5 separate regions of the Homo sapiens genome follow, and regions 1, 2, 3 and 4 are each linked to region 5. The links are chromatin loops, found by intact Hi-C in ENCODE. Cell type or tissue: dorsolateral prefrontal cortex. All regions are shown on one strand.

Region 1 (5,000 bases), 680 kb before region 5:
GATCTCGGCTCATTGTAACCTCTGCCTCCCAGGTTCAAGCGATTCCCCTGCCTCAGCCTTCTGAGTAGTTGGGATTACAGGTGTGCACCACCACATGTGGCTAATTTTTGTATTTTTTTTTTTTAGTAGAGGTGGGGTTTCATTATGTTGGCCAGGCTGGCTTCGAACTCCTGACCTCAAGTGATCTGCCGGCCTAGGCCTCCCACAGTGCTGGGGTTACAGGCGTGAGCCATCACACCCAGCCTTATCAGTGACTTTTAACCATTTATTCATTTAGGTGACTGGGGATGGGTCTAAGCCTGGGCATAAGGAAGGGCTAGACCGGCAGCTGGGTCCATCATGCCCAGCCACCTGGCAGCCTGGCCACCCTTCTGCTGAGGCTTTTTAAAGAATCCAGGCCAACTGTCATAAAAAATGCTCCAATTTCTGGCTTCTCAGATTGTTTCCTTATTTCTGGCAATAATACAATCACCAGAGGTGATGTTGTGTAGTTCTTACTACATAAGTCAGGGAGTATCTGATGTCAGCTTGATGATGCTAAGTTTAATCACTTGGTTAAGGTGGTGAATGACAAATCTTCATATAGTAAAATTATTTCCCCTTTGTTAGCAGAAAGAAATCTGTGTTGTGATACTTTGAGACTGTGTGAATATCCTCTTCTTACAATAACGTTTCACCTAATAGTCTTGGCATCCTTGCCTGAACCAAATTATTACATTGGGGGTATGCGTAAAGGTGATTTTCTTTATTTTAATTTCATTTCATTTTTAAGAGACAGCGTTTCACTTTGTTGCCCAGGCTGGAGTGCAGTGGCGCAATCACAGCTCACTGCAACCTCAAGCTCCTGGGCTCAAGCGATCCTCCTGCCTCAGCCTCCCAAAGTGCTGGGATTACAGGCGTAAGCCACTGTGTTTGACCTAGCGTTTGCTTTTTTTTTTTTTTCCAATACATCCTTTTTGGTTCCACCTTTTTGAGCATATAAAACATTTACCCAGTTTAAAAGCCAACAGAATATGAAGTTGTGTTCTCAGAGAAGCCTCACTCCCATTGATTCCCTCCACTCCAAGAATTTATTTTGGATTGTGAATGCTTGTGGTTAAATTTCTTGGTGTCTCTGAGCTGTGATCTCCCAAGTGAGGATAATCATAGCAACTATCTCACAGGGTGGCTGGAAGTGTTCAATGAGCTAAAGTTCTTAGCATGGTGAGGCACCTAGCAAACATTCCTTAGATCCATAGAGGTCATCAGTTTTTTGTTTTTTTTTTTTTAAACTATCCATCCTCTACAAAACCCTGATCCCACTTATTAAAAAAGGGCTTTAAGATCCCAATTCCGGCCGGGCGCGGTGGCTCATGCCTGTAATCTCAGCACCTTGGGAGGCCAAGGCGGGCGGATCACGAGGTCAGGAGATCGAGACCATCGTGGCTAACACGGTGAAACCCCGTCTCTACGAAAAATACGAAAACAAAAAATTAGCCGGGCGTAGTAGCGGGCGCCTGTAGTCTCAGCTACTTGGGAGGCTGAGGCAGGAGAGTGGCGTGAACCCGGGAGGCGGAGCTTGCAGTGAGCCGAGATCGCACCACTGCACTCCAGCCTGGGCGACAGAGCGAGACTCCGTCTCAAAAAACAAACAAACAACCCCCCCCCCAAAAAAAAACCAATTTCCCCTTGTCAACTCAAATAAATCCTATTTATCCTTGAAAATTCAGCTCAAACCTCACATCCTCTCTGGATCCTAAGTCTTTGCTGTCTCTTCAGAGAGAGGCAGTCATACTGTGACATGTCTTCCTACAGGTGATGGCAACACTGGTTAAGAAAATGGGGGCTCAAAACCTGGGTCCATCCAACACTAGCCTTGCCTCCATTTTCCCACCTGTACAAGGGGGATAACAGTAGTTGGGATAAGAGGTCAATGGGGCCGGGCACGGTGGCTCATGTCTGTAATCCCAGCACTTTGGGAGGCTGAGGCGGGCGGATCACCTGAGGTCAGGAGTTCCAGATCAGCTTGACCAAAATGGTGAAACCCCCTCTTTACTGAATACAAAAAATTAGCTGATCATGGTGGCGCACGCCTGTAATCCCAGCTACTTGGGGGGCTGAGGCAAGAGAATCGCTTGAACCTGGGAGGCAGAGGTTGCAGTGAGCTGAGATTGCACCACTGCACTCCAGCCTGGGCAACAGAGTGAGATTCCATCTCAGAAAAAAGGAGGTCAATGGGTTAATACTCAGAACGCACTTTGCACCTTGCTTAACACATAGAAATGTCTCAATAAATTATCTATTGTTGTCATCATGCTATTATTTTAATTCAACTTAAAGAAATATTTAAAGTTTTTCCGAAGTGTGAGATGGGAAATCCTGGTGACTTGAATAGCTCTGTCTCTCTTTTCTGTAGGGTAACTCTGTCTTCAGCGTGTGTGGTAGCCAAAGTTGAACTGGATTTGTTTACAGACCAGACTAGTATTTCCTTGGGGACAGGGACTGTGTCCTGTCATCTCTGATCTCTGATCTGAGCTGGCATCAGTTAATATATGCTCCTTCAGTGGGGAAAATCCCCAAGGCAACATGAGTAGGCTGGAATTCACCACAATAGGGCAGAAGATCATCTCTTATATCATGTTTCCATAAATGTTACATATTTTTAATTAGACGTCTACTACCTATGCTCACTGAGAACCAGGTAACAAACAAGATCAAGTTAAATCCTCAGCCTTGCCAAAGAGGTTGTTACCTCCTGGTTACTTTGCAGAAATGCGGGTTATAATGCAAAATGGCCACGCGGTGGCAGCAGAGGAGAAGGAATGAATTGTTTTGCTCCCATTATGGACGCTGTGCTACAGACTGCAGAGTAGGGGCCTGAGGGAGATACGTAGCACCATGTAAGAATAATGTTAGAGAATTTGTTTTTAGGAATGAGAACGGGAAAATGTTAAATACACACACTTTAAATAATGAGTAACAAAGCAAACAAAATGGTATTTGATGAAGACAACATATATACACTTGACTTTCAGATCATGGTCAACTAAGGGGGAGAAAAAAACAGACAGAAGAGAACAGGAAGGCAGGCGGCACCCACCAGCCCCAAGATGCTGCAAGGTGGGTGACTCGAGGAGACATAGCTTCTTAGTTAAGAGTACAATCTTTGTTTCAAATCCCAATCCCACCATTTGTTTCCAGTGACTTACTACCTGTGTCCCCTAGACCTGTCATAGTGAGAGTAAGGAAGCACTTTGTTTTTCAGTCTGTTGTTTTGTTTTGTTTTGTTTTTTGAAACAGGGTCTTGCTCTGTTGCCAAGACTGGAATGCAGTGGTGCAGCCATAGATCACTGCAGCCTCAAATTCCTGGTATTGTGGGATCTGGCCAGCAGCCTGCAGTGCAACGGGGCTCTCTCTTTGTTCCCAGGTGGATCGGCAGGTTGAGAAATGATAGACACACACAAGATAGTGAAAGCTGAGTCCAGGGGGGGTCACCGCCTTCTGGTCCCGTGGTGCCAACAATGCACTGGATATACCAGCATTTATTATTAAGTTTAGTGACAGCGGGGGTGGGTTAGTGAGGGATTTAGGGTCATTTGATTATGAGGTGAGATGGTCACATGGGGATGAAGTAATAACATTTGTATGTAGAAGTACAGTACATTTGTACGTAGAAGTACGGTATACAGAGATAAGAATTTACAATATAGTGCATGCATCAGTAATTTCTAACAGAGCCTTAAAACAGAAACACAATCTTTCCGTAACCTATGATTAGCAAGCTATTAATCAGTAGTAACAATTGCAACAAAAGCTGGTTACAAACAATCCATAGAAACAGGACGTGAAGCTAGAGAACCGGTTAGACCAGAAATTCTCAGAAGGGAGTATGCCCTAACCCTAAAGAGGCCTGGAAGAGCTGTGGCAAGATGAGGGCATTTATAGCCCTATCTTATCCATATGGACAGGCGCCCCCCCATGCATCCGTTTATAGGCTTTCCACAAGGGTTCCATTCCATTCCCAGAGCTATGAACATCTACTTTTCTGGGATAGGAATCTTGGTGATGTGAAACCTCCCTGACTGCACGTCCATTCATAGGTTCTCTGCAGGGGGAAGCACATCACGCGCTGTTGGCTCGTTCTGGCAGTCCAACCTGGCATTGTCTTTACACAATCCAGCATGCAATTTTGTATTTACAATAATCAGGAGCATTTCATCTTTTATTCTGTAGCAATAGTTTCAGGGGGTCTCCCTACATCCTGGGCTAAAGCAATCCTTCCACCTGGGACTCCCAAAGTACTGAGATTACAGGTGAGAGCCACCATGCCTGGCTTCTAAGCAGTTTATATTTATTTCTTAGATAATTCTCACCACTTCAGAGCTATATTATTTTCCTCATTTTTTAGTTAAATGATTTGCCCAAGGTCAACCAGTTAGTACATAGTAAAGTTAGAACTTAAACCTAGGAACTCAGAGCTCAGAACTCAGAATTTTACCACTGTCTGGGAAGCCTTACCCATGAACAGGCAATAATAATGTTTATCAAAAGAGGCTCTTGGAAACAGTTGAAGGGTGCCTGCCCCATAGTTGGTGTTATGGACTGAACCGTCCCCAACCTAGCCCAAATTCCCAAACCCCCAAAGTGACTGTATTTGGAGATAGGGCCACTGAAGGAGGTAACTAAGGTTAAATGAGTCATAAGGGTGGGGACCAAATCCAGTAAGACCACTGTCTTTAAAAGAAGAGACACCAGAGCTCCCTTGCTCTCTGCATGTGCACAGAGCAGATACATGCTAGGATGCAGCTAGAAGGCAGCTGTCTACAAGTTAGGAAGAGATCCCTCACCAGAAACCAACCCTTATGGCACCATGGTGTTGGTGGACCTCCAGCCTCAAGAACTGTGACAAGATATATTTCTATCATTACTCAGTTTGTGGTATTTTTTTAGGGCAGCTGAGCAGACTACTGTAGTTGGTGGTCAGGAAATGCAGCTCTTACTCTGTGGCTTTGTCTTTGATG
Region 2 (5,000 bases), 220 kb before region 5:
CTTTTGACTCCCCAAAAACCTAACCATTGATAGCCTACCGTTGTCCAGAAGCCTTACCAATAACATAACAGATGATTAACACATATTTTATATGTTATATATATTATATGCTATATTCTTACAATAAAGTAAATTAGAGAAAAGAAAATAGAGCCCCAATAAAAACTCTGAACACTGAGCTCAGATGCACTTCCTCAGTTGGCAATACTCCACAGATATTGTCACATTGATTCTAGGAGAGTGACACATTCTGATTCCATGGGAAGGACAATGGAAGCTTTACTTCATGTTTGAAAGAAACCCCCCTGGGCTCTGCCCTATACATCTCTCCCTTTGGCTGATCTTAATCTGTATTCTTTCCCTGTAATAAACTATAACCATGAGTATAACGGCTTTCAGTGAGTCTTGTGAGTCTTTCTAGCAAATTACGGAATCTGAGGGTGGTTTGGGGAACCTCTTGAACTTGTAGCTGGTATCAGAAGTGATGGTGGACAGGCATCGTGGCTCATGCCTGTAATCCCAGCACTTTGGGAGGCTGAGATGGGTGGATCACTTGAGGCCAGGAGTTCGAGACCAGCCTGAGCAACATAATGGTACTGTGTCTCTACAAAAAATAAAAAATCAGCCTGGCATGGTAGTGCATGCCTGTAGTCCCAGCTATTCAGGAGGCTGAGGTGGGAGGATCACGTGAGTCCAGGAGGTCAAGACTGCAGTGAGCCATAATCATACCATTGCACTCGAGCCTGGGTGATAGACTGAGACTCTGTTTCAAAAATAATAATAAACAAATAAATGAATAAATTTTAAAACTTTAAAATTTTTTGTCCAGGCACAGTAGCGCACACCTGTAATCCCAGCATTTTGGGAGTCCAAGGTGGGCAGATCACTTGAGCTCAGGAGCTCGAGACCAGCTTGGGCAACATAGTGAGACTTCATCTCTGGGGGAAAAAAATTAACACAAAAAATTATTTTTTAATTTTTTAATTAAAAAAAATTTTTAAGAAATGAAGGTGGGCCGGGCACAGTGGCTCACGCCTGTAATCCAAGCACTTTGGGAGGCCGAGGCGGGCGGATCACAAGGTCAGGAGATCGAGACCATCCTGGCTAACACGGTGAAACCCTGTCTCTACTAAAAATACAAAAAAAAAAAAAAAAAAAAAGCCAGGCTTGGTGGCACGCACCTGTAGTCCCAGCTACTTGGGAGGCTGAGGCAGAAGAATCACTCACACCTTGGAGGTGGTGGTTGCAGTGAGCCGAGATCACACCACTGCACTCCAGCCTGGGCAACAGAGCCAGACTCCATCTCAAAAAAAAAAAAAAGAAAGAAAGAAAGAAATGAAAGTGGTCTTGTGTGGAGTCTCTGCCCTCTAACCTTGTAGTTGGCCCAACTTAGCACAATTTCTTATGTGATATTTCAGTTAATAGTGCCTCTTAGGCACTATTATCATCAATCCCATTTTGGAGATTGGGAAAATGAGATAAGGAACCTGACTGAGGTCACACAGTTATCAAATGACAAAAGCGAAATTTAAAAGCAGATACCAGCAGGGCTTGATGGCTCACGCCTGTAATCCCAGCACTTTGGGAGGCCAAGGCGGGAGGATCATGAGGTCAGGAGATTGAGACCATCCTGGCTAACAGGGTGAAACCCCATCTCTACTAAAAAAAAAAAAAAATACAAAAAATTAGCCAGGCGTGGTGGCAGGCGCTTGTAGTCCCAGCTACTGGGGAGGCTGAGGCAGGAGAATGGCGTGAACCCAGGAGGCGGAGCTTGCAGTGAGCTGAGATTGCGCCACTGCACTCCAGCCTGGGCGACAGAGTGAGACTCCATTGCAAAAAAAAAAAAAAAAAAAAAAAAAAAGCAGATACCCAGGCACTAGCATCTACTCCTGTAACCACTGTGCTATGCTGCCCAGCTAGTGGGGGAAAGAGGGGGCTTGTGGGAAGCAGAGCTAGAGGGTTTGTAAGAGACTATTTCTAAGAGGGTGGCAATTCTAAGAGGCAGCCTGGCAAAAAGGCTAAGTTTTGTCCTGGGGGTAATAGGGAGCCATTGATGGTTTCAAGCAGGGAGAATATAAGTATTCATGCATTTTAACAAAGTCCCTCTGGATGTAGACTGGGGAGTGGATTGCAGACAGGCCTGAGTGGGGAGAAGACCAGGTGAGGACAATGACGCGGCTGGACCCGAGTCGTGGTCTTGAGAATAGAGAGCATGGGACACATGCCATATGTGCCTAAAAGGTAGGCTTGACAGGACTTCGGGACAGACCGGATTTAGGGGAAAAGAGAGGGGGAAGAGTCAAGGGTAAAACCCAGGCTTCCAGATTAGACAATTAGGGTATTAAGTCCCTTAGACTGGGAAAGACAGAAGGAAGAACAGATTTGAGGTGGGCCATACCACCATTAATAGTCCCAGATTCCCAAAGGGGTCAATGCCCCAGAACAGGGCAACCCCCACCCAGGCACAGGATCCCGTGTCTAGACCATCAGTTACCAGGACAATGCAGCTAGCTCCCAGCAGAGAAGTGGCACCCTCCCCTGCCTGTGAGTGGCCACCAGGTGGCAGCATAGGCCGCCTTTTTCCAGGGCTGGCCTGGCAGGCCGGCCAGAGGAGGGAGAAGGAAGCATCTATTGCTGCTGGAGATGCAGCTTTGCCACGAGACCACGGAAACTGGACCACAGGCCTGTGGAGATGAGTTCCTGCAGCTATGAAGTCAAAAAAGCACCAATCTAGTAGTCAGGAGTCCTGGGTTCTAGATACACCAGGGACCCAGAGCAGACACCTGCCCCTCTCTGAGGCTATGGGTTTTCCTTAAAGAGGGCAAACCCTCCTTAAGGAAAGAAGGCCAGAGCTGCCAGACGGAGTATTAATTCCTTCTCTGTTTTCCATCCCCGACAGCTGTGGCTTTTAACCATATTTTTAGAGGCAACTTCTTTTTTTACAAGCAAAATCCAAAGACCCTCTCACTCCCTGCACCTCCATCCCATGTATAAAACAGAAAACATGTTTACACTGATCTGCTGTGGTTGGAGTAGAAGCTGGGGACTCTCCCAAGCCCACACAGAAGATAAAATCTTCACCCTGACGTTGAGGCCCCTACCTCTCCAGTGCCATCCTCATTCTCCTATCCAGACTGAGCGATCTTTGCCCATCCTGGACCTTCTCTTGGGAATATCCTTCCCCTCCTCTCTTGATTCAAACCCTCCTCATCCTTCAATGTCAGATCCCTTGACACCTCCTCCAGGGAGCCCTCTCCAAAGCCCCTAATGGAAAGCGTCACTCCCTCTACCACACTGCCCTGGCACCTCAGTCCCCCACAAGTACCAAGCACCTGCTGTGTCCGGGCAATGCAAACAAGTGAACAGCATCTCTCTTCTCTCTGATCCTGAGCACCTGCGGGGGTCAGGGGAGGGGACCATGCCTGTTTCCCCCATAACAGAGTGTGCCCAGCCTCACCCAGCTAGGAGCTGGCAGACCAGCCTCTGCCCCACCAGGCTTCACTGAGCCACGTTAGTGGTCACCTTTTCTGGGCTTCAGCTTCCCCCCTCTGTATAATGGGGGCAGCTAACACCTAATCAGGACTGTGTGTAGAATCAGGACTAGCTACGTAATTTGAGGGGCCCTTTGAAAAATAAAAATATGCAGCCCCTTGTTCAAATATTAAAATGTTCAAGACAATGGCAGTAGAAGATTAAACCAAGCACAAGTCACACACCTGTGGAGTCTGTGCACTACACAAGAGGTCTGAAATCAGCCAACCTATGCCCAAGTGTGGGGCTGTGTCAGCCAAAAAAGATGGTCCGTTTTCTTCATGTAAGTTCACTTTCTGTTGGTCAAGCTGGGGACCAGCAGGACTGCATCCTCCCATTAGGGAGCACCTTTTCTCAAGTCAGACAAAGGTATGGTATTGGCCAGCAGGCACCCTGCCCGACTTCATAGCACTACCATGTAAAATGGGCTTGTTGAGTGAGGAGAGAGAACCAAAATCCAGACACAAGAAATTGGAGACCAGGGGCCAGGTGTAGTGGCAGGCACCCATAATCCCACACTCGGGAGGCTGAGGCAGGAGAATCACTTGAACCTGGGAGGCAGAGGTTGCAGTGAGCCGAGATCATACCACAGCACTCCAGCCTGGGTGACAAAGTGAGACTCTGTTTAAAAAAAAAAGATAGTGGGGATTTATACCAGAGATGTGCAATCAGGACAAGCCAAAGGGTGGAGATCCGAAACTGCAAACCTCACCTCAGAGCAATGTGATTCAAGGCCAACTTCCAAGTTCAGAGGTCAACAGCAGTTGCTCAGTCCTTGCCTTGTTCTTTCAGCCAGTATTTACTGAGCACCTACTATGTGCCAAGCACAGTTCCAGGCTTCATGATACAGCAGTGAGCAGGACAAAGTCCCCTTCCTCCCAGGGTTCACATTCTTGCGGTGGGGAGAGGAAATAAACATTATTGAAAGAAAATAAATGAACCACCCAACTAAAGATAAGTGATATGAAGAGAATTAAACAGGGTGAGAGGGAAGGACTGCTGGTAGGTGGGCTGGTTCATATAGGGTGGCCAGGGAGGGTCTCCCTGAGGAGGTGACATTTGAGCTGGGCTCTGAATGAAATGGGGCCAGCTGGTGCCCCAGCTGCAAAGCATGGGGGTGGGCGTGCGGAGCTGCCTGCAGGAGGAGAGCCTGCAGAACCACACTTTGCTAAAAAGGCGAAGGCGAAGGCAGGCTGGGCAGGAAGTCTGGCCCCCTGTAACCATATCCCCAGGAAGGAGGAAGCCAGGAAGACGCTTTCAGCAGTCGTATTCATCAAGGCCTCTGCTCTAACCCGGGGCAGCACCAGAGGCTCCTCAGGCCCGATCCACCTTCGGCCAGGCCGCCTGGGGAGGGGACAGCAAGGGAGGGAGGATAACCCTGGATTCTCTTCCAGACAATAAATGCTTCCAGGTTCCTAGGGAGCATTCTGTGGGTCACAGCTGCATCTGATCTCAATTACCCCAGGGTG
Region 3 (5,000 bases), 340 kb before region 5:
AGAATCTGCTATCAATGGGTATTGGATTTAATACAGTATGGGGATTTGGAACCACTGGGTGCTTTGTAATAATACTATGGTTTATAACTCAGAGAGAGTTCCTGAACAAACCTCCTCCCATGGTTGTTTGGTCTTTTAGTAGGTAGGATCAGGGTACTCCAAAGACTGGTACAGAGAATAATGAGACTGTTTTTTATATTCTTTTATAATAAGTTTAATACCTTGCAGTGCCATCTGGTTTAGTGGCTGTTTAATATTAAGCAAGGGTTTTAATAGGTTAATCTGGATTTTAATAAGAGGTACACTATGAATTTTGAAAATATCAGTGAATGATTTTGCCTTTAAAGAGACAGGTATTTGATTCAGCACTAAATGAGTGACATTATTTTTGTTTTCTGAACAGGGAATGACATAACAAATGACAGAATTGGGGGAGTCTGTTGAGTGAGGACAGTTTAGTTTATCAAATTCTAAAATTATTTCCCCCTCTTGGGAAAAAGAAATTTTAGCATGGTATTTTTCAAAAAAATCACATCCAAGGTGGTGGAGCGGGGCAGAATTAACAAGCAAAAGGTGTGGGTGTCTTGGAGAGAAGACCAAGATGGAAAGAAATGGGCTGTGAAACAAAAGTAGTCAGTGGCTTTTTGGAAACTCACCATTTGTAATCTTTTTATTACTCTGAGGCAGGGGCTGACTGAGGCTAGGGGGATTAAGGATGAAAAATATTGCTGTGGCATCAATGAGCACAGTTAAGACCACACTCCCAGCCGGATGTGGTGGCTCATGCCTGTAATCCCAGCACTTTGGGAGGCCAAGGCAGGTGGCTTATGAGGTCTGGAGTTCGAGACCAGTTGTTTGAAGCCCAACAAGGTGAAACCCCGTCTCTACTAAAAATACAAAAAAATTAGCTGGGCATGGTCGTGGGCACCTGTAATCCCAGCTACTCAGGAGGCTGAGCCAGGAGAATCGCTTGAACCCAGGAGGCAGAGGTTGCTGTGTGCCGAGATCGCACCACTGCACTCCAGCCTGGGAGATAAGAGAGAAACTCTGTCCCCCGCCAAAAAAAAAACACTCCTAATTTGAAGGATCATTTCACTCAGAAAATTAAGTGGGAGAAGTGGGAAAATCCCCCATAAGTCCTTGGAGCCCCTTCACTGAAAGTGGTCTCAGATGGGAGAAGAGATGGGGGAGTTGGGAATGAAATTCCCCCTTTCTCTTGCAGCAATCTCTCTTCCAGCCATCTGGAACGTTGGCACAGCCCAGGGAGTCTCTGCCTAGTGTTATGTCTGGGAGCCTCAGTTTGCTGTAATTGTAACATTACGAATGTTAGTGGTTTTTAGTACTGTCCTCAGGGGTGCAGGCAAGGTGATTTGCCAGATTAACCAAATCAGAAGTGGACATAGTTTTCCATTCCATGTGTACTCTTTTGACAAGCTGAGAAAGTTCTTGAGAAAGGCCATTTGCAAACTTAGAATTACAGCCTACTTGAGTAGATTCGGCATCCATAGGTAATCCAGAATTTTCTACAAATACAACCCGGAGCCAACTGTAATAGTCGTAATCTGGTTCATTAGGTTTTGGGTACAGTCTTGGATTTTATTCATCTCAGGTTTCAGGAAAAGCCTCAAGAATAGCCTCATGAAGTTTTGTTGTTTTTGTTTGTTTGTCTGCTTGCTTGCTCACTGTGCTTCAGGCTCTGTCATAGTCTTTTGGGGTATTCTTGCCTAAAGCCCTCTCAGGGTCACATCAAGGAGCCTGGGCCATTCAATATTGGGCCTGGCCTTCACAAAAAGTATATGAACCAACTGGCACAGGTAAGAAAAACCTGGATGATAAGTCGAAATTATAATACTGTGTTAATTTTATCAGCAAATTTGAAAGGTCTCCATGACCTTTGGGAATTCTGCGGCAATGGCTTAAAGTTCAGCCTTGCTCCAAGGAACAAAAGAAATTTAGGATTTAGAGGAATCATCAGTGAATTTAACTTTCAAGGGACAGGTTTTAACAGGACCAGGTTCAGGGGTAGTGGGAGCTGAGGAATCCAGAGGGAAAGGTAATTCACTCAAAGAAGAAATAGAGAGAAGGAACAGGGGAAAGAGAAGAGGAGGTCTCCTCCAACGAGGAACAAGTCTGGGATCCTCAAGCCTTGTCCTTCCTTAACTATTTGTTTGTCTCAGTTAATTTTGACATGGTATCTCATAAGGAGGCAATTGTAGAATCCTGAATGTACTTAGAAGCTTTGAGATACCAATTAAAGTATGTTTCCCATTCAGATTGCTTAATATTAGGACCACAGTCTTCTAATTTTGTTCTAACAAAACAAGTTTGGGGAGCTCAAATGCCCCCCAGTATGACCATTGAGGATCCAAATTAGTTTGGGTGTGCTATAGCTATTGATTTAAAATTGTACACAAGACAAAGGACCATAATTTTTAAAACATAGAGCCTGCAGGGGTCCCAGGAGGATTATAATTACGTGCTTTAGGATTTTGGGATCCCATTCTGCTTATTAATCTCTTGAGAGCAAAAGAAAAGCCCGAAGAGCAGAGCCCTGTCAGGGAATGATAGGCGTTTGGACTGGTGTTTTGTTTTACAGTGTGCCTGGCACCGGATTTTTGTTTTACTTGGCAAGCAATCTGCACTCTCATTGCCTGTCCCATGAGCAAGTTTTCCCCAGACGCGCAAAATTTTTCTTGAGACTGGCAGGCCCCCTAGTGGTAATTTGGCTGTTTGTGCACTAGTTTATCCTGACAAGAGATTTTTTTTCTTCGGATACTGACATCCCTCATAGAATGGTGGCAATTGCCCTAATGGCTTTTAAACGGCCAACTCGTGCCTACCTTTTGAGAAAGTAAATTTTTCTTTCAAAAGATGTTTAGAAATAGAGGAAGAAAAGAATCAAGCAGCAAATGAAAGTATAAGCATACACAAACAAGTCAGAACAAAACTGAAACCAAAAGTGCACTTACCAGGACCAGAAAGACAAACTGTCTTTCTAAAAGAAATAACTTTCCAAAAAAGACAAAAAGTCTTATATAGTCCCAAAAAGGATGCAAGGCATCTTAACCCAATCAGATCCTGAATAAGTCAATAGGGAGCTGCTACCAAAGGGAGGGAACGCAATCTGAGAGATGATTTACCTGGGCAGAAGAAAGATGATCCATGGAAGCTTAGATTGCCAAGGGCTCAATTGTGGTTACCTACCCAGTTCCTCACCCAGTTCCAAGAGTCACCAATCTTTTCCAAAGGTACTCTCACTTCAAGTGTACTTCCAATAGAGGGAAAATGGCGGATAGGAGGCAAAACTAACTTGCAGCCCCCACTAGGTCGGACAGAGTGGCATGTGTAGACACACACCATGAACTTTTGCTCTAAGAACTGCCACAAGAACATACCAGGAAAGCTGAAAGAATCCACAGACCCTTTGAGGGAGGTGGATTGCTGCTGCAGGCTCTGTGGGACAACTGAGGAACTGTGAGTTTGCTTGCTTTCTCAGCTGAGAGGCTTGGAGCCTGCAGAACATTCTCAGCCCTGCTCACCGGCTACCTAGAAATAAACTCGCTGCTGCTGGCGGGCGGTGGGGGCGGGGGAGCACCTTGGGAGTGAGACCAGCCTTTCAGGCTGTGGGCTGCATGGGATCTGGGTGAGACCTGTGACTGCCGGCTTTCCCCCACTTCCCTAGTGACCTGTGTGACACAGCAGAAGCAACCATAATTCCCCTGGGAACATAACTCCATTGGCCTGGGAACCACACTCCCAGCCCCCACAGCAGCCACAGCAAGCCTCACCAAAGGCGAGCCTGAGCTCAGACATGCCTAACCCTGCCCCTACCTGATGGTCTTTCTCTAGCTGACCTGGTAGCCAAAGACAAAGGACATAATCCCTTGAGAGCCCTATGGCCCCACCCCCTGCCTAATCTTCCCTATACTGATGTGCTGATGTGCTAATGTAGCTCATGTGCTCTTGAAAGCGCCACCTCCTGGCTGGAGGTCCACACAAAACCAGCACACTTAACAAAAATACAACCAAGGACCCTCACAGAGTCCACTTCACTCCCCTGCTACCTCCATTGGAGCAGGTGCTGGTTATCTGTGGCGGAGAGACCTGAAGAGGGATCACATCACAGGATTCTGCAGACACTCCCCTATACCAGCCCAGAGCCCAGTAGCTTCACTGGGTGGCTAGATTGAGAAGAGAAACAACAGTCACTGCAGTTTGGCTCTCAGGAGGCTCTATCTCAGGGGGAAAGGAGAGAGCACCACATCAAGGGAGCAACCCTGTGGGACAAAGGAATCTGAACAGCAGCCCTTGAGTTCCAAACTTCCCTCTGACATAGTCTACCCAAATGAGAAGGAACCAGAAAAACAGTGCTGGCAATATGACAAAACAAGGTTCTTTAACACCCCCAAAAGATCACACTAGCTCACCAGCAATGGATCCAAACCAAGGTGAAATCTCTGAAGTGCCAGAAAAAGAATTCAGAAGATCAGCTATTAAGCCAATCAGGGAGGCACCAGAGAAAGATGCAGTCCAACTTAAAGAAATCAAAAAAAGATACAGGATATGAATGGAAAAATCTCTAGTGAAATAGATAGCATAAATAAAAAATAATCATAACTTCTGAAAATGAAGGACACACTTAAGAGAAATGCAAAATGCACTGGAAATTCTCAGCAATACAATCAAATAAGTAGAAGAAAGAAAATCAGAGCTCAAAGACAAGGGTTTTGAATAAACCCACTCCTACAAAGACAAAGAAAAAAGAATTTAAAAAATGAACAAAGCCTCCAAGAAGTTTGGGGTTATGTTAAATAGCCAAAGCTAAGAATAATTGGTGTTCCCAAGACAGAAGAGAAATCTAAAAGTTTGGAAAATATATTTGAGAGAATAATTGAGGAAAAATTCCCCAGCTTTGCTAGAGATCTAGACATCTAAATACAAGAAGCTCAAAGAACACTGGGAAATGCATTGCAAAAAGATCATTGCCTTGGTACATAGTC
Region 4 (5,000 bases), 330 kb before region 5:
AATTAAAGAATAAGATAAGATAAAATAAGAAAAAGAGAAAAACTGTTCCCCTGTCTTGGCAGATTGTCTCTGTGTTAGGGCACTCCTTCCATAGTTAGCTAGGTAATTTACAGCTCTGCCTTATCCCTTCACTTACTGCTTACATGGATCCTAGAGATTAGCCAGAGCTAAAAGCATAGGATCTCTTCCAATCTTTCTAGGCACGTGTTTATTCCTGAGCGCGCACATAGCCCTCTAGAGCTTTGTTATATGCAAGAGCTTATTACAGCCATTATTCCCCATTCATCTCCATCCCCAGACTCTTCCTCCCTAGTCAAAACAATATTGAAAAATAAGAACAAATTTGGAGGATTTATACTTCCTGACTTCAAAATATACTACAAAACTGCCGTCATAAAAAAATGTGTGCTACTAGCATAAGGATAAATAACTAGATCAACTGAATGGAATTGAGAGTTCAGAAATAAACTCATATATGTATGGTCAATTGATTTTTAACCTGGGTGCTAAGACCATTCAATGGAGAAAGAATAGTCTCTTCAACAAATGGTTCTGGGGTGATTGGATAGACACATAGAAAGTAATAAAGTTGAGCCCTTACTTCATAGGATATACAAAACTCAAAATAAACTAAAAACCTAAATATAAGAGCTAAAAGTATAAAATTTTTACAAAAAAATGAATAAATCTTTATCACCTTGAATTTGTCCAAGTTTCATAGACATGACACCAAAAACACAAGCCACAAAAGAAAAAAATAAAGTGAACGTTATCAAAATTAAAATCTTTTTTATATCAAAAGACAATATTGTGAGAGTGAAAACACAATTCACAAAATGGAAGAAAATATTTGTAAACCATATGTCTGATAAGGATATCGATATCTTATCCAGAATATATAAAGAGCTCTTATAACTCAACAACAAAAGACGAAGGGAAAAAATGTTTTAATGGGTAAAGAACATGAATAGGCATCCCTCCAAAGAAAATATGTAAATGGCCAACAAGCACATAGAAGATGCTCAGTGTCATTTGTCATTATGGAAATGCAAGACACAATGACAATAAAATATCACTTCATACCCCTTATCATGGCTATCAACAAAATGATAAACAAATAGTTCAAAGAAATTAAAACACTCATACACTGTTATTGGGAATGTAAAATGGTATGGACAGTGTGGACAATAGTTTATTCCTCAATCAGTTAAACAAAGATACAAGATGACCTAGCAACTCTACCCCTAGATGTATACCTAAAACAATTGAAAATAGGTATTCAAACAAAAACTTGCATCCAAATGTTCGTACCAGCACTACTAACAATAGCCAAAAAGTGGAAACAACACAAATGTTCATCAATGGATGCATGTATAAACAAAATGTGGCATCTTCATATAATGAAATATTACTCAGCCATAAATAGGAATGAAGTACTAGTACAGGCTAAACATGAATGAACCTTGAAAACATTATGTAAAGTGAAAGAAGCCGGACATAAAAGGCTTGCCTTTTTTTGTGTTTCATTTGTATAAAATATCCAAAACTGACAACTTTATAGAGGCAGAAGCAGTTTAGTGTTTGCTGGAGGCAAATTTGTTTTATTTAAAAAGAAACCTAAAGTTAAAGATAAACAAATAAATAACTTGACTGTGCATATTCCTAAACAAATAATGAGATGGATAGTGACTTCATCTCATGACGGCTGACCATAGGTGATGCGTCCCTCCCCTGTGAGACATTCCCATCTTCGTTTGCCTTTCTAGCCCTATGCCTTCTACCTGGTAATGGACACAAGAAGCAGTTCTGGAAAGCTTAATCTGCTACATGCCTGTAGAGGGCAGGATAGCTGAACCAGAGATGTCTACCCAGAGAAGCCCAGTCTGGATCAAGACAGGTAATAAATGGAAAGAGATCATAAAATGGGAAATAATACCTGGAAAGGAAGGTGACTTTTTTTTTTTTAGATCGAGTCTCACTCTGTCACCCAGGCTGGAGTGCAGTGGCATGATCTCAGCTCGCTGCAACCTCAGCCTAGAAGGTTCAAGCAATTCTCATATCTCAGCTTCCTGAGTAGCTGGGACTACAGACAGATGCCACCGCACCTGACTAATTTTTTGTATTTTTAGTAGAGACAGGGTTTCACTATATTGCCAGGCTGGTCTCAAACTCCTGGCCTCAAATGATCCACCCACCTCGGCCTCCCAAAGTGCTGGGATTACAGGCGTGAGCCACTGCACCCGGCCACTGGGAGTTGTCATTTTTATCTCAGGAGCAGGAGAACAATATTCTTAGCTGTTTCTCTCATATGTGGTGCTGATCATAGCCCATACAAGGAAATACCCCAAGATTTATTTCCCCTTGATAAGGAGGATTGGACCGAAGCCACATGGCAACAATTACCTGAGACCTTATGTACGAGATTTGGAGAGAAGACCTCAGAGTTCTTTGATGACCTGCCTAAGCAACAGTAGGTTGGGATTACTGTTTTAGTCACATTTTGTTCTTATGTGTATCATGCTGATTCACTGTAGCACTAAGAGGATTCCTGCCTTTGAACCTCACTGAACATACTGTGACTGTCAGCTAACAGCTCTGCATCATGTTGTTGTAACCCAAGATGACACTCCATTGTTAAAGCAAATACCTGGGTATGAGGGAGACATCATTGCAGTTGTCTGCCTAGCATATTGGAGTCTAGTTTGCCCTTTTAACTACAGCATATGGTAATGTGTTTGGAAAACAATACAGGCAGGCATTCAAAAAATCACAATGATGTCTGAGAGGTGAATATTGACATGACCTGGTTGTCACATACCAATGATGATCTCACCCTGGAATTTCCAATACGATGATTATGGGAAGCCTTTGGGATACTTGAACTGAACAGCCCCTGGGAACTGAGTATGATAACCCTACAATCTCTTGAGGGACACAGTACTTTTTAGATGCATGTAGTGTACTTGAATTAGTCTTGTATCACAAGTACTCATGGCTGCAACACTTGTGATCACAGACCCAGCATTGGTCCAGAGTACTAAGAGGGACTTAGGAGGTTGGGAACTTGGTTAAGCATGGCAAGTGGAAATGACTTTTCTGGAGACTCATGCTTGTGGTCTAAATGGTCACTAGGGGGAGTTCTCTCCCAGGAAACTCACTGAACTTGCATTTGGCCCAGAAATATGATGAAGCAATGTGCTAGGCCATTCTTGCATGGCTGTAAAGGAATACCTGAGACTGGGTAATTTATAAAGAAAAGAGGTTTAATTGGCTCATGGTTCTGCACACTGCACAAGCATGACACCAGCATCTGCTCAGCTTCCAGGGAGGCCTCGGGGAGTTTTACTCATAGTGGAAGGCAAAGCTGGAGCAGGCAGGTCACATGAAAAGGGCAGGAGCAAGGCGGGGATACGGGCAGGTGCCACACCCATTTTTTTTTTTTTTTTTTTTTTTGAGACGAAGCTTTGCTCTTGTTGCCCAGTCTGGAGTGCAATGGCGTGATCTCGGCTCACTGCAACCTCTGCCTCCCGGGTTCAAGCAATTCTCCTGGCTCAGCCTCCTGAGTAGCTGGGATTACAGGCATGCGCCACCACACCCAGCTAATTTTGTATTTTTAGTAGAGATGGGGTTTCACCATGTTGGTCAGGCTGGTCTTGAACTCCTGACCTCAGGTGATCCGCCAGCTTCGGCCTCCCAAAGTGCTGAGATTACAGGCGTGAGCCACTGTGTCCAGCCACCATACAATTTTTAAACAACCAAATTCAGGAGAACACACCCCCATGACCCAAACACCTCCCATCAGGCCCCACCTCCAATCCCCATGGGATTTCATTTCAGCATGAGATTTGAGCAGGACAAATATCCAAACCATATCACAGTATTTGAATGGACTATGCATGTTACCCAACTCGCTCAGCATCTTGCTTGTCAATAACTCCGGACAAGAATCCATATGCTCACCAGGGAAGGAATAATTGCCATGTCAACAGCAACAGCACCTGATATATTTAAATAGCAGTTGTGCTGCAGGCTCAAGCAAGAGGAGGTATGTTTATGGGAACACTATGGCCAACCTAACCTATGGCATATGGCAAGATGACTGGTAAGCATGCCATTTACTGCTACTCCCTCAGAGCAACAGTGTCAAAAAGTTGAAAGGAGTTTTGACTCTGTGATACAATTGGTATTACCTTGGATGACCCAAAGTTGATCCTTAACCGGCTCAAACTCTACCAATTGTGGACAGATGGGCAGTGCTCCACAGTGATACCTGGAACCTGAGTTACTCTAATACTTATTCCTTGGGCTGGGCGCGGTGACTCACACCTGTAATCCCAGCACCTTGGGAGGCTGAGGCAGGTGGATCACAAGGTCAGGAAATCAAGACCATCCTGGCCAACACGGTGAAACCCTGTCTCTACTAAAAATACAAAAAATTAGCCGGGCGTGGTGGCAGGCACCTGTAGTCCCAGTTACTCGGGAGGCTGAGGCAGGAGAATGGCGTGAACCCGGGAGGCGGAGCTTGCAGTGAGCCAACACCGCACTACTGCACTCCAGCCTGGGCGACAGAGCGAGACTCCGTCTCAAAGAAAAAAAAAATTACTCCTTGGTGGGTGAAGTGTAATTATGCCCCCAGACCAGAGGGAACCTGGACTTTACTGAGCAATGACCTCCAGTAATTACACCAGTTATGGGAAATGTGTATGAGAAAATGGTATTTTTGCTGAGAAGGCTAGGAAATTGACATGATTATATTAATGTCCTGAACATTGTCTAATCTTTCTGCTACAGGTAATAAAGAATTTGTAGGCTACTTTATAAAAAATAAATGAAAATGGTTGCCAGAATAAAAAGGTATTTTGAGAAGTCAAACTAAAACTTCCAGTTGATGCAATACTCATGGAGATCTATTGGCCAAAGAAAGAAGTAAATTTAGCTTTTAAAAAGTGACATATGCAGCTCAACACCTCTGTTGAAGCCTGTAAAAATGCAGGTGAGGC
Region 5 (5,000 bases):
GGATGCCGGGGTGGGGGCAGGAGAGGGGCATGGCGGGTTGCGGGAGGCCTCCGTGGTCTGCTGGTGCTTACGCTTGTCGGCGGTGTGTGTCTTCGGGAAGTCAGGTCCTTGCCCCCTGCTTTGGGGCCAGAGACAGGAGTTCAGATCCTAGCTCTGCTCCCCACTTGCTGGGGGTGGGGGGGTCCCAGGCCTGTATCGTTCCTGTTTCCAGTCCTAGGCCTCTGTTTCTTCATCCATGCAATGGGTCTATCCAGCTCTGACCTGCTGTGATCTCTGTAAATCTGAGCTGATTAGAACATTTGGCCCTGAAATTCCAGAGGCCTTTAGGCTTCCCTGATGGAGGGAGCATGGGGCTGAGTCTTGGTGCTGTCAGGGAGGCACTGAGGGGGCTGGGGGTGGGGTCAGAGAGGTGGGGAAGGTGAACCCTCCCCACTGCAAGGCCTGGCAGTAGGGCAAAACCAGGCTGCTTATCTCCCCAGCCTGGGCACCCTGGATGACTGTGCTGGGGACATGGGGCTGATGGAGGGGTCGCCAGGGAGGAGGCGGAGAAGACAGAGATGTCATCTGTCCTGAAAGACACAGCCCTTCAGGGCTTCCTGCCCTCTCTGCAGTTCTTGCCAGGTCACCTGGGCCCCAAAGACCCCACAGTTCTGTTCACCAGCCCCCTTCAGTCCTTGTCACCTGGCTACTGCTAGGCAGCCACACTCAGCTCCATGATCTCACCAGCAGCCAAGTAGCTGAACACACAGTCACAGCGCCCCCGCCCCCACACACACACATAGGCACAAAGCCTGTGGCACAGTCACACATGGGCTTGTAGAGTTATAGGTGCCCCCGCGTGCACAGCCCTCCTGGGAGCCAGCACGGGAGATCACGCATGCGTGCCCACCCCAGCGTGTGGGTGAGCCCAGGGCTGTGCCCAGCCCAGCTCTTAGAGAACCACTCTGAGGCCTCCCTAGACAGAGTCGCAGGAGCCGTCCTAGAGGGGTGGGGGTGGTGATGGGATGAGAAGCTCTCTGTGGGCCTCTGATCCCCTCCTTTAATAAAAGGAGCTAGAAGGCCCCCTCCTCAGCACCCCACCCCCCAGCCTCAGCACCCAAAGCATCCATTATTCCACCCGATGCCCCCTCTAGTTCTGCGGGGTGAGTGCGCTGAGCACATCTTACAGAGGGCAAACTGAGGCTGGGGAGGAGAAGGGGGGTTGCCCAAGGGCAGAGCTGGTGAGGTCAGAAGCAGAATTGCAAGCCGGGGCGGTGGGCCCCCAAACCTGTGTTCTCTCAGGCCGCCCACCCCCATCTGCCGGGCTGGGGTGTGGACCCCGAAGCGTGCCCCGGGCCCCCTCCACCCCAGCACCCAAGGGCCTCCCGGACACAAAGCCACCTGGCGGCGCTCGAGGGGGCGCGCGTGGGAGCGCGCACGGTGGCCCGCGCCTCCGGCCAAGATGTTCCCTCTCCGCGTGATTGACAGGCTCGAGTGCCGAGAAACAAAATTGTTTATGCGCTAATGAATAAGGCCCTGATTGCAAGATCCTGTTTGGAAAATTATAGTGCGGCGGCGGCGGCGGCGGCCGCGGCGGCCCAATTACAGCCCGCGCTGCATATTCATTTCGTCTCTCCTTTGCATCGAGATGAACGGGCGCCCCGCGCCCTGCAAAGGCAACGCCAAATTTAGTCCCAGGTTCCGCACTCCTCCGCGCCATTGTCTGCCCCGGACCACCTGCCTCCTGCCGGCCTGATTGCCCGGGAGGGCGCGAGCAGGGAGGCCAAGAAAGTTCTCCCTACCCCTCCTCCTGGCAACCCCTTCCCTCGGTTCTCTCCGCTCCCTCCTCCGACTCCCCGTCTCTGTCTCCCTTCCCCTCCCGGTGTCTCTTTCTCCCTCTGTTCTCTCTCTACTTATTCTGTGCCCCGCACTTCCTCTCCTCGCTCTAGGCCTCTATCTGGGTGCATCACCGGTCTAGAATGTCAGTCGCTGTCCCTCCCCCTCCAGCTTCACATTCCCTGCGTTCCTGGGTCCCTGGGTACAGCAGGGGCAGTAACGGGGACCGTCTGCTCCTTGGAGGTCACAGAGGTATGAGGCGGGTCTCAAGACCCCTGCCTTGGCTGTGAGCATGGGGTGGCTTGGCTCGTCCCCGCAACCAAGCTGCTGGGGAGAGAGGCCCCTCCCTGCCCGCTGCCTCTGCCGCCTCCCGCATGCCACCAGATCCACTTATCCTGCGGCTCAGGCCCCTTGGCTGCCCAGGCTGCGCCCTCACACCTCCCTGCCCTGCACATGCTGTTCTCTTGCTGGCACGCCCGTCCTGTCTTCCCAGACGCATCCCAAGTACAGCTCAGAGCAGCCTTCCCCTGTCCCCACCACCGCAGGCAACAGGACAGCTCCCTCCCAGAGCACGCTGGTGTCCAGGCATGTCCTGCAGGTACAGCAGCAGGCAGGGTACACTGGCGTCCTTCTCCCGGGCCTGACCAGCCTGGGGGCTGCCGGTGAGTCACCAGGAAGCTCTGGTGTCCAGCTCAAGGCTGATCAAACGGACACCTCCACTGTGATATGGGGGTATAGTCTCCCTGTCCTTGTTGTATGGTGATGGTGGGCAGGAGGGGAGAGGAGGCTGGGAGGGAGGGACTGGGGCTTTGCAGCACCTGGACGCCACAGACCAGGACTGGCCCTGGTTCCAGACAGTGACAAGGACAACTAACTGGTCCTTGTCACTGGGTCATTGACTTAACTGACAAGTACCTGAGGCCCAGTCTGGCTGGAGGCTCATGGTGGGGGTGATGGTGGCGAGGGCTCTTCAGAGGATGGCCGTGCTCCTCCCCGTCCTGCCTGGGGCCCCACTGAGTAACCAGGCATCTGCACCCCTTCCTGGGATGGAAATTGGGGTATTCAGACGTGAGCAAAAATGGACAACCACATATACCAACTGGCCTAGACAACCCCCAACCCTGCCGCCAGAGACACACAAAGTAATAGACTCCCACAGTCACATACACACAAACATAGACACGCAGCCTCTCCTTGAAAGACCCACGCAGCCTGAGACACAAAGGCAGGCTGGCCCCTGGGCGTGTGTGGGGCAGCACTGCCCTCTGGCGGCTGTCTTGGCAATCTCTCTGTCAGGCTCTGGCTAGCTTCCTAGAACCACAGCTGAGCCACGATGCGGGTGCCCAGGCCCAGACCCAGAGAACTGGGACTCCCAGGGATGGGATTTCAGGGAGGAAAAGGAATTTGTGTTCCTAGGGTCGAGGGTCTTTTGAGTTCCAGTTCCCTACCCCAATCTGCATGTAATGCAGAACATGTGAGCAGAACTTGCTCACAGAAGGACCAGTCCAGGGATGGTGAGGGGGCGGAGCTCCTTATCATGGGAGGAGTACGAGTTGGGCTGGGACCACTTGCAGATTGGTGGTCTTTAGTGGCAGAGTGGACAACTTCATAGGTCATCACCAGCTTGAAGAGCTCTGGGAGGTATGTCTAGTCTTCTCCTACTTCACCCCAGCCCAGCCACTCTCCTGTTTGGTTTGTTTGTCAGTCATCAAACTCTGACAGCATCTCAGCACCTCAAACAGCAGGGGAGATCCTGGGTGGCGGGAGATGAGGCTGTGGAGGGTGGCCAGGCCACCCCTTGGAGGTCTTCGAGGCCAGTATTAGGTGTGTGGGCTTTATTCTGGGGGACAGGGATCTGGAGACAGGCCCAGACAGGGAAGCGACTTGGTCAGATGGGCATGTGAGCACCAGCTAAGGAGAAGCTTAAGGAGCACCAGCTAAGAAGCGACTTGGTCAGATGGGCATGTGAGCACCAGCTAAGGAGGCAGGAGGGCCAGACGGGAGGGATGTGGTGGCCTGGACCAGGACAGGGGCAGGAGTGAGGTGGCAAGAACGACGCAGATCCCAGAGCTATTAAGGAGATGGACTCGCCAGGCTTTGGTGAGGAATTGGCCATGGTGGGCATGGAGCCGGAAGATGAAGTTACCTTGGGGCATATCAGTGCTGACAAAGGGGCCTGGGGGAGAGATGATGAGTCTGATGTGGCTCTGAGAGCCTGAGAGCCTGAGAGCCAAGGGGATGTCTGGAGAGGATGTCTGGAGAGGTATCAGCCTAGAGCCTGAGAGCCAAGGGGATGTCTGGAGAGGTATCCAGGAGGCAGTTGAAATCAGGCCTGGAGATATTCACTTGGGAGTTGGAAGGTTACTGACAGGTGGTTGAAGGCAGTGCACAGCTGAGGCCACCCAGGAAAGGTCCTTGGAAGCCCTAAGCACCAAAGATATGGTGTTCACCTCACCCCCATGAGTCAAAAAGGAGTCTAAATTAAATTATAAAATGTAACACTTACATGCCTTACAAAACTCTTGGACTGGCACGGTGGCTCACACCTGTAATCCCAGCATTTTGGGAGGCCAAGATGGGCAGATTACCTGAGGTCAAGAGTTCGAGACCAGCCTGGCCAACATGGTGAAACCCCGTCTGTACTAAAAATACAAAAAGTTAGCCGAGCATAGTGGCGCATGCCTGTAATTCTAGCTACTCGGGGGGCTGAGGCAGGAGAATTGCTTGAACCTGGGAGGGAGAGGTTGCAGTGAGCCGAGATCACACCACTACACTCCAGCCTGAGCAACAGAGTGAGACTCCATCTCAAAAAACAAAAATAAAAATAAAAACAAAAAACGTTTGCAATCATCACATCCATGGGTTCACAGAAACACATTTTCCTCCTCATCTTCCTTGTTTGATGCTCCTGGTCTGATGGTGCCCTGAGGTGTCTACCTGCTTGCCGGCTAGGTGGCCCAGCTCCAAATCCAGGCAAAAACAAGAGGCTCAGGGGGCACCAACAGGCTGGGACCGAGGGGAACAAGATGCCCACAAAAGAGAGAAGGAACACCCAGGAAGACTGGAGGAAACCCAGGAGAGTGTGGCATCACTGGGGCCAAGGAAGGAGGGGGTTCCAAGAAAGAGGACATGATTAGTCATGTAGAAAACAAGAGGAGGCACGGAGATGAGGACTGAAGAGGGGG

Evidence for each region. Peaks named below come from ENCODE experiments on the same cell type or tissue, not always from the same donor. Only the 100,000 strongest peaks of a DNase experiment are listed, where the experiment ranks them.
Region 1: it touches region 5 in a loop (3-fold over the local background); 53 of 110 quality-filtered maps call a loop at or near these places.
Region 2: a loop joins it to region 5, with 11 times the contacts of the local background. A loop is called at or near these places in 107 of 110 quality-filtered maps.
Region 3: it touches region 5 in a loop (4-fold over the local background); 69 of 110 quality-filtered maps call a loop at or near these places.
Region 4: it touches region 5 in a loop (3-fold over the local background); 71 of 110 quality-filtered maps call a loop at or near these places.

What each region holds. Positions count from the first base shown.
Region 1 is chr9:122,808,295-122,813,294 of GRCh38, reverse strand. No RefSeq gene overlaps it. Among named protein-coding and RNA genes, the nearest start is that of OR1K1, 11 kb to the right of the region's middle. RefSeq lists a silencer at 2,715-2,884. In dorsolateral prefrontal cortex, CTCF peaks have their summits at 2,590 and 2,792 (motif pointing right); DNase peaks (open chromatin) are centred at 1,336 and 2,794.
Region 2 is chr9:122,348,316-122,353,315 of GRCh38, reverse strand. No RefSeq gene overlaps it. Among named protein-coding and RNA genes, the nearest start is that of PTGS1, 20 kb to the left of the region's middle. RefSeq lists a silencer at 2,508-2,714. In dorsolateral prefrontal cortex, CTCF peaks have their summits at 2,351 and 2,556 (motif pointing right); a DNase peak (open chromatin) is centred at 2,555.
Region 3 is chr9:122,462,890-122,467,889 of GRCh38, reverse strand. It overlaps a transcript of OR1J2 not described here. Among named protein-coding and RNA genes, the nearest start is that of OR1J1, 13 kb to the left of the region's middle. RefSeq lists a silencer at 2,598-2,647 and an enhancer at 3,639-4,140. In dorsolateral prefrontal cortex, CTCF peaks have their summits at 2,515 and 2,717 (motif pointing left); a DNase peak (open chromatin) is centred at 2,669; H3K4me3 peaks cover 1,094 bases.
Region 4 is chr9:122,451,482-122,456,481 of GRCh38, reverse strand. It overlaps a transcript of OR1J2 not described here. Among named protein-coding and RNA genes, the nearest start is that of OR1J1, 24 kb to the left of the region's middle. In dorsolateral prefrontal cortex, CTCF peaks have their summits at 2,915 and 3,116 (motif pointing right); no DNase peak of the experiment used is centred here.
Region 5 is chr9:122,123,423-122,128,422 of GRCh38, reverse strand. No RefSeq gene overlaps it. Among named protein-coding and RNA genes, the nearest start is that of MIR4478, 5.8 kb to the right of the region's middle. RefSeq lists enhancers at 215-980, 981-1,747, 1,748-2,513, 2,514-3,280. In dorsolateral prefrontal cortex, CTCF peaks have their summits at 2,884 and 3,084 (motif pointing left); DNase peaks (open chromatin) are centred at 782, 1,599, 2,324 and 3,082; H3K4me3 peaks cover 1,249 bases; H3K27ac peaks cover 3,289 bases; H3K27me3 peaks cover 512 bases.